Linked DNA regions of Homo sapiens: all the other regions are linked to region 3. Evidence: chromatin contacts called from ENCODE Hi-C data. All regions are on one chromosome and are shown on one strand. Each heading gives the region's core, a stretch centred on a gene start or an enhancer-like site at or near the end of the contact. The rest is flanking DNA. Distances are from core to core; before and after follow the strand shown.

Region 1 (2,700 bases), core at 148-2,647, 620 kb after region 3:
CGCCTCGGCCTTCCAAAGTGCTGGGATTACAGGCGTGAACCACCGCGCCCGGCCCATGATCCTTTTAAACGACAAATCTCATACTACTTGCCTAGTTAGAATGTTTCTAACTTTTTAAACGACAAATCTCATACTACTTGCCTAGTTAGAATGTTTCTATCCTTTTAATTTCCTTTGTTATAGGCCTTTCAAGGACCTAATCTAAATTCTTTTCAAAGCCTGCATAATTCGTGTTGTATCACGATTTACTTAGGCAGGACTGAGTCTTTAATTTCTTTTTTTCTTTCTTTTTTTTTTTTTTTGAGATGGAGTCTCACCCTGTCGCCAGGCTAGAGTGCAGTGGCGTAATTTCGGCTCACTGCAACCTCCGCCTCCCGGGTTCAAGCAATTCTCTGCCTCTGCCTACCGAGTAGCTAGGACTACAGGCGTGCGCCACCAGGCCCAGCTAATTTTTTGTATTTTAGTAGAGACGGGGTTTCACCATGTTGGCCAGGATGGTCTAGATCTCCTGACCCCGTGATCCGCCCGCCTCGGCCTCCCAAAGTGCTGGGATTACAGGCGTGAGCCACTGCGCCCGGCCCATGATCTTTTTAAACTACAAATCTCATACTACTTGCCTAATTAGAATGTTTCTATCCTTTTAATTTCCTTTGTTATTGGCCTTTCAATGACCTAATCTAAATTATTTTCAAAGCCTGCATAATTCGTATTGTATCACGATTTACTTAGGCAGGACGGAGTCTTTAATTTCTTTCTTTTTTTTTTTTGAGATGGAGTCTCGCCCTGTCGCCAGGCTAGGCTAGAGTGCAGTGGCACAATCTCCGCTCACTGCAACCTCTGCCTCCCGGGCTCAAACAATTCTCCTGCCTCAGCCTCCCAAGTAGCTGGGACTACGGGTGCGCCACCACGCCCGGCTAATTTTTGTATTTTTAGTAAAGACGGGGTTTCACCATGTTGGCCAGGATGGTCTCGATCTCTTGACCTCGTGATCCGCCCACCTCGGCCTCCCAAAGTACTGGGATTAAGGTGTGAGCCACCGCGCCCCGCTTATTTTTTTTTTTTTTTTGCCGAGACTTTGATTTCAGTTTCTCAGCCCTCAACCAGCACTTCGCCTTGTACTTAGCATGCACTCAATAAATGGTTGCTTAAAATATGAATGAACTAAAGAATCGCGGAACAGAGAGAAACACAGAGGGGAATCGGTCTGGGAGTTTCAAAGTTCGGGAGGGGACACGGGGGCGGGCTGTGGCTGTCACGTGACGGGGCGGGGGCAAATCCCATGTGCTCGGCGGCGCAGATCGCCCGGCGCGGCTCCGCCCCCTGCGCCGGTCACGTGGGGGCGCCGGCTGCGCCTGCGGAGAAGCGGTGGCCGCCGAGCGGGATCTGTGCGGGGAGCCGGAAATGGTTGTGGACTACGTCTGTGCGGCTGCGTGGGGCTCGGCCGCGCGGACTGAAGGAGACTGAAGGTAAAGCCGCCATGTCCGGGCCCGACCCGGCCCCCCCACCCCCTCCCCCCGCATCCGCCGCCATCCGGGCCGGGACCGGCCACCCTGCGCCGCCGCCCCGGCGCCCTGGCCCCGCGGCCCGACCCAGGGCCCCGGCCCGCCAGGGTCCCGATCCCCGGCCCACGTGTGCCTGGCCCGGCCGGGCCTGGCTGCTGGGTGGGGGTGGGGAGCGCAGGGCCGGACTATGCGGGCCCCGCGGGCTGGTAGGGCGCCGGGTTCGTCGCCGCGAAATGCCACCTCGGCCTGACCCGAGGAGGCCCGGCAGCCCACGGGCGCAGGCACCACGGCTCCCGGCCCGCCGCCCCCTCCCCCCTTCGCGGCCAGGCCGCCGGGAAGTGACACGTTGTTCTTTGGCACTGGCCCGCGCTGCGCAGGGAGGGCGCAGGGGAGGGAGGCGGTGGCGGCGGGCAGGGAGGAGCCCCCGGCCCCGCCCGCCCTCCGGGCCGACCCTCACTTGCCTGAAACCGGCTCCTCGACGGCCGCCGCCCGCCTGGCCTTTTAGGGCCTGACTCCCGCCCTTCCTGGCCTACACTCCTGGGCGGCGGCAGGCCTAGCTTCTGGCCCAGTGCGGGTTCCCCGGCGGCAGGCGTATCCTGTGTGCCCCTGGGCCAGGCCCGAACCCGGTGTCCCCGGGTGGGGGGTGGGGACGCCACGGCCGAAGCAGCTAGCTCCGTTCGTGATCCGGGAGCCTGGTGCCAGCGAGACCTGGAATTTCCGGTCTGGTTGGTCTGGGGCCCCGCGGAGCCAGGTTGATACCCTCACCTCCCAACCCCAGGCCCTCGGATGCCCAGAACCTGTAGGCCGCACCGTGGACTTGTTCTTAATCGAGGGGGTGAGTGAGGGGTCTGTTTCAGTAGGTCAGGGGTTGGTTGGAAGTGATGCGGGTTTGACAGCATGTTGGTGGGGACAGGCTGTATCTTTTCTGCTTCACCCTCTTGGCATCTCTGGGACTCCGTATGGGACCCAGCCCTTGCATCAACCCTTTCACCGCCCCATTTGCCTTAAGCTTGGGTCCCTTCCTCTTCCTGAGCGCCACTCTTTCCCAACAGGTGCTGGGGGGACCCTGATGTGGCACCAAATGAAATGAACAAAGCTCCACAGTCCACAGGCCCCCCACCCGCCCCATCCCCCGGACTCCCACAGGTAATTAGGGAGGAATTAGCAGGGGTGGGGGTGGGGGAGACCAGGCAGTCTC
Region 2 (2,862 bases), core at 144-2,643, 660 kb after region 3:
ACAGCTGGAAGGGACGGAGATGGAGAGGTGGCTGGTGTTAAGAGGCACCATTTCAGAGGCCAGGTGCCTGGCTTCCTTGACCATGCTCCTATCCTGGTCTGGGCAGATTGGCAAGTGTCTCCTACCCCATCCCAAGGGTTGGCCCCTCTACCCTTGCTCTACTCCCACCTCTCCCTGACATCCTGATTCATCCAGCTACTTTCTCCTAACTGGGCACCTCCCAGACTTATAGCCTCTCCTCTCCAAGACGTTCCCTCCCTGCCACCTTCCTGGGCAAATTCCAGCCCAAGCTGGTAAAAAGGAACCACGGGCCCCTTCCTTTCCCTAGGGCTTGGGTCTTCCACCCCAGTGACATGAGGAGGGTCACGTGGCTTCTCAAACACCAAGTAACAATGGGGGCGATAAGTCAGCTCAGAGCCCAGGACCCCTGCTTCTAATGAGGTCAGGGGACACACCCTGGGGTGGGTGGGGGCTGGATACCCCGCATCAGCATAGACAAAGGTCCCAATTCCCACACCCATTCCTGCTTCACCCACCCTCCCTAAAGCTCCTGTCCCCCAGAGTGGCAAGCCACCTTTTTCCAGAGTCAACTGAGGGGCTCCTGGAGCCAACGCTGGGTGTGGAGCCTCCAGAGGTAGGGTCTGGGGCTGACCATCTTTCTACACACTCGATTCTATGCTTAGCATGGTGCCATGCACATGGCAGGGACACAGAGAATGTCTTGGGTGGTGGAGATAGTGGCGTAGAGAAAGTTCAATGGTGTGAATGGTGCCGCGGAAGGGGCAGTGGGGTGCTGAGACTTGGGCCCAGGTGGTGAAGGGGAGGTGCAAAGAAAACGTGCATGTTGTGGGGTGAGGGGAAGGACACCTGAGACAAGTACCTGGTGTCCTTGTCCTCTGCAGGCCCTCAGCCTCAGCCAGAAACCAGCATGCAGTTTTCCATCCCTTCGGCCCTGCAGCCTCAGACTTCCAAGCCTCAGTTTCCCCAGCTCAAAATGCTAGGACAGGATTAGGGTAGGCCCCTGGTCCTCGCGCTTCCCAGGGTAACCTGGAGCAGGGGTCCCGGAGCGCACTCCTGGGGCTCAGCTCAGCTTCACTTACCAGGGTCTGCTCGTACTGCAGCGCCCGTGGCTCCATCCCTTCCTCCGCCGCCGCGGCCGCCATCTCCGCGCACTGCCCTCTCGCCTCCCTCGGCGGTTCCGGCTCTGTCCTGGACTCGGCTCCCGGCCCGCAAAGTCCGCGCCGGCAGCCGTCCCGTCCCCGCAGCCCGGGAGGCCGAGAGCAGAGTGCGGCGGGCCCCCGGCGGGCGCCGCTGGCGCAGCCTCCCGCTCGCGTCCCCTCCCCGGCGGGCGGGCCGAGGGCGGTGCCCTCTGCGCTGCTCCGCCCGCCGGCCCATCCGGAGGGGACGGCCCAGCCAGGCTGGGGTCCGCGCGGGGCCTCCCGAGAGGCGGCAAGGGGCGCTGGGAAGGCGCAAGCCCGCGCCGGCTCCCTGCGGATGCCCGGGTCGGAGAGGGGCGCCCGGGAGGGGCGGGTCTACTGGCACGTGGAGGGGCCGGCCCGGGTTCGCGGTTCCCCGTGCCCAGGCAGGAGGGGCTGCAGACGCCTGAGCTCCGTAGGGGTTGGGGCTGGGGGCTGCGGAGCTGTCTACATCGGACTCCTCCGGGTCAGCCCGTTAGGAGCCGCCTCCCCTCTGCCCCTCCGAAGAGACGAGCGGCCCAGACAGGCCTGGGAAGGCCCCTCTGCCCCGTCAGGGGTGAAAAGCAAAGCTGGAAGGATTCGGAGAGGGTTGGGGCCGTCTTCCTCATCCTTCCTTTTCTCGGGGCTCCCGTGGGTAGGTGCACTTGGAGCAACCGGGCCTGCGGGGTGTGCGGGGGTGGAGGTTGGGGAGGGCACCGGAAGGGGTAGGCCGGAGGGAAGGGAGCTCCAGGTGCCGGGAAGTCTACTCCTGGGACGCGGGCGTGGGTCGCTTCTCCCTGGCTGGGCCCAAGGAGGAACCCAAGTCGCTGCTTCCATCCCTCCGCTTTGGGGGAACTGCCTGCTGGTGTTCTGGGTTCTCTATCAGGGGCTGGGGAAGGATAGAACAGAGGGCGGAGCGCGCGCAGGGTGGATGGGCAGCGTAGAGATAGTGTGAGAGGAGCGAGGGCAGCGCCCAGGAAACGCACAAGTGTGCGGGAGAGCCAGCACCAGGAGTAAGGGGCATTTGGGAGGCAGAGGCGGGGCTCAGGGGGCGGGAGCAGTGCCCGGGAAGGGGGGGCCTTGTGATAGAAGCCAGCACTCAGGAGGAAGGGCCAGTGTGAGGGAAGAGCTGGTATCCAAGGGACAGGGCAGTGCCAGGCTGAAGGGGCACGGAGGGGATCCGTGTCCAGGAGAAGGCAGTGGAGGGGGAACGCGCAGCACTAAGCTGGAGGGGTAATGCCCGGGGGAGGGGGGTGGCGGGAGCCCGGCTGAAGGGGCGGTGTAGGGGAAGAGAGCAGGGCCTGGGGGGAAGAGGGAGGGCAGTGGTGGGAGGGTGCAGTACGAGAGGAGGGGACAATGCAGGCTTTCCTCTTCTCCATAGCGACGTCATGGCAAATTCCCAAACTGGACGGATCCGGCTCGGGTTACGTCCAGCAGGGCCGAGCCGGCCCAGGCCGGCCCCGGGGTCCTCGGTGCCGGCTGGAGGGGCTGGGCACCTCTGGGGCGGGGTTCTGCTCCACCTGCCCTCGGCGCGGACTGTGCCCTCGGCGGGCACGCGGACCGGCGGGGTAGGGCTAGGGCCCGGCTTCTCTGGGCCAAGGATCAAGGTCCCTGCCTGGGTTAGGCCCCCACGCATTCCAGTCTTCGGAACCCGGCCTCTGAAGAGGGCGCAGTAGGGCCCCAGCGG
Region 3 (2,741 bases), core at 191-2,690:
GTTTATCTCCCCAGTTCCTATTATCTCTTGAGTCTTAGCTTAAGGTTCAAGGAAGCCTTTCTTAGTTTTTTTTTTTTTTGAGATGGAGTTTCACTTTTGTTGCCCATGTTGGAGTGCAATGGCTCACTGCAACCTCCACCTCCCGAGTTCAAGTGACTGTCCTGCCTCAGCTTCCCAAGTAGTTAGGATTACAGGCATGCCCAAATACACCTGGCTAATTTTTGTATTTTTAGTAGAGACGGGGTTTCACCATGTTGGCCAGGTTGGTCTTGAACTCCTGACCTCAGGTGATCCGCCCGCCTCAGCCTCCCAAAGTGCTGGGATTACAGGCATGAGCCACCGTGCCCAGCCAGGAGGATCTCTCGAGCCCGGAAGTGTGAGACTAGCTGTGGTGATAGTGAGACCTGTCTAAAAAAACCAAAATTAGCCTGGGGGTGGTGGTTCACGCCTGTAATCCCAGCACTTTGGGAGGCTGAGGCGGGTGGATCACCTAAGGTCAGGAGTTCGAGAGCAGCCTGGCCAACATGGTGAAACCCTGTCTCTACTAAAAATACAAAAATCAGCCAGGCGTGGTGGCGCGCGCCTTGTAATCCCAGCTACTTGGGAGGCTGAGGCAGGAGAATCGCTTGAACCCGGGAGGCGGAGGCTGCAGTGAGCCAAGATCATGCCACTGCACTCCAGCCTGGCAACAGAGGGAGACTCTATCTCAAAAAAAAAAAAAAACACAAAAAACAAAACACCACTTATATTTATTATGCGTTGATAAAAACATTAAATACATTAAAAATTTGGTAACATGTATGTAAAGTATAAAAAAAAAAGTGAACTTCCTAAACCCACCACTCAGCTCCAGTAGTAAATCGTTATACAGTGAGAAGGGATTGAAGGGGAACAGAAGTTCCCCAAGACCAGTTGGGAGGCTATTCATAGTCTTGGGCAGAGAGATTACAGGGTCTTGGGTAGGGTGGTAGAGTTACAACGAAAGAGAATGTTGGCCTCAAGTGATATTTAGGTGGAAAACTGGACTTGGATTGTCACTAGCTAGTGTGACTGAGATAAGTCTCAAGCCTTCCCTGCCTCAGTTTCTTCATCTGTAAAATGGGCTAGAAATAACTACTGTTATTTTGTATACCCAGCACTTAGCACATGGGTTGGCACAAAGATGGCACACACAAACATCATAGTCACTATTGTGATTAATAGGGAAGCTCATACACGCCGGCAGAATGAATATTCTGTCAAACTTGGGGTTGAAATTCGCCATCTTCTGGGGCAGGAAAGTGATGGACGACTGTGCCTTTGCAAGAATCGACGCCCACACTGCCCAGGAAGTGCCCTCGCGGGCCGGGGTCCCAGCCCGGACCAGCCCCGCCCCGCCCCGCCCCGCCCTCATCCCTGGGAGCTCCGCCCCGAGGCCGCGCGCGCCGCCGCGCGCGCCCCGACGCGCCCAGCTGCTGACGTGCGGGGCGGAACGCGCCGGGCGGGCTCCACCGCGCCGTGTGCTTCCGCAGGTTGCGGGGGTCGCTGGGGCCTTGTGGCGGGGCAGCTCCGCGGGGCTTCGCCCGCTCTCTCACCTCGCCGTGCTCTCTCGCGGCGGCCGGCGGGGCCCGCGCTGCAGCCGGAGACCCGGAGAAAGGGTGAGTGTTGGCGGGCGCAGGAAGGGACCGGCCGGGAGCGCGCCCCGCTCTCCGGGGCATTGTTTGGGCGGGGGCGGCGCGGGCACGTGCGCGCCCCTCCCCCATCGGCAGGCAGCGCGGCAGCGGGACCCGGTGAGGCCCCGGGGCCGAGGGGAGGGCAGGGAGGATCCCAGGTGCGGGCCGGGGAGCCGCAGAAGCGGGAGCCTGGAATTGGAACGTGAGTTGGGGGCTTCCTCTTCAGCGGGGCGCTGCGCTGAGGGGATACGGGACCCCGAGCCACAGCGGCCGGAGCTTTTAGGATGTTAAGCTCTTGGCCTTGGAGGCAAGATTTGGCCCCAGCACCAGAAAGTCGTGGGTTTACCGAAAGGATCCTGGAATGCCCCTCCAACCTGTCGCCATCCCCACCGGGCCTCCCTGGGATGGAGGGGAGGGGTCAGAGAGGCTTTGGGGGTCCAGGGATGGGGCCGGGGCCAACGCGCCGGAGCTGCGGGCAGTGCGGGGCGGAGTGGAAGCCTCGGAAAGTGAGGACTCCTGCAGGAAAGGCTGGCTTGAAGGGCTGTGGCCAGACTGCAGAAGACAATGAGGTTTTCTCCATCATGAATGTGATTATGTTAAGAAATAGAAACCAGAGGAAGAGAAATGCCATCAGCAATCTTACAGGCCTGACACATCATTTTTTTTTAGTTTGATGTTGGCTAGTATTTTCATCTAAGCATTCAGCAGTTACAGAGTTGACCCACGTTTTCCATTCCCTTTTCTCGCTCACATGTAAAAAATGCGGTATAATATTATATAGAATTCAGCAATATCATTTCCCCTTTCTTAATGAGTAGAGGGTATTCAGCGTAGAAAAATTTAAAAATACAAGCAAAGCCAGAGAAAAATGCCCGCAGTTTTACGATCTAGAGATACTACCCTTGGATGTATATTCCTGTTTGTGTATACTCTTTAAAAGATAGGGCAGATGATGCCCTGATAAGGAGTTTAGTTTTTCCCGGGAAGCCTTTGAAGGTTTTGAGAAGGCGAGTAGCATGATCCGACTGCTATGTAGAGGAAGAGGGCTGGGGAGGAACCTACGAGGTCAGTTACTGTGCTCTTTGCAGT

What was found. A loop is a pair of places that touch in the nucleus more often than their neighbours do. Pooled maps may share reads with other maps.
Region 1: a map of naive thymus-derived CD4-positive, alpha-beta T cell shows a loop between it and region 3 (9-fold over the local background). The contact joins the promoter of EIF4G1 here to the promoter of YEATS2 in region 3. A Hi-C loop is called at or near these places in 2 of 168 maps with a recorded cell type or tissue (naive thymus-derived CD4-positive, alpha-beta T cell and posterior cingulate gyrus) and 8 of 50 pooled maps.
Region 2: a pooled map shows a loop between it and region 3 (11-fold over the local background). The contact joins the promoter of POLR2H here to the promoter of YEATS2 in region 3. A Hi-C loop is called at or near these places in 1 of 37 single-sample maps with no recorded cell type and 10 of 50 pooled maps.

What each region holds. Positions count from the first base shown.
Region 1 is chr3:184,313,209-184,315,908 of GRCh38, forward strand. It overlaps EIF4G1 (eukaryotic translation initiation factor 4 gamma 1), which reads left to right and starts at 1,398. Exons shown (of 33, transcript NM_198241.3): 1 at 1,398-1,466; 2 at 2,281-2,337; 3 at 2,555-2,648. The coding sequence starts at 2,589. RefSeq lists enhancers at 821-1,321, 2,046-2,667 and silencers at 1,149-1,478, 1,499-2,208.
Region 2 is chr3:184,360,317-184,363,178 of GRCh38, forward strand. POLR2H (RNA polymerase II, I and III subunit H) reads left to right here and starts at 1,394. Exons shown (of 6, transcript NM_006232.5): 1 at 1,394-1,830; 2 at 2,557-2,862. It overlaps CLCN2 (chloride voltage-gated channel 2), which reads right to left and starts at 1,289. Exons shown (of 24, transcript NM_004366.6): 1 at 1,101-1,289. The coding sequence starts at 1,163. LOC124906311 (a long non-coding RNA gene) reads left to right here and starts at 11. Exons shown (of 3, transcript XR_007096193.1): 1 at 11-441; 2 at 548-634; 3 at 903-995. RefSeq lists silencers at 1,064-1,653, 2,214-2,483, 2,554-2,823.
Region 3 is chr3:183,696,357-183,699,097 of GRCh38, forward strand. YEATS2 (YEATS domain containing 2) reads left to right here and starts at 1,441. Exons shown (of 31, transcript NM_018023.5): 1 at 1,441-1,637. RefSeq lists a silencer at 1,346-1,815.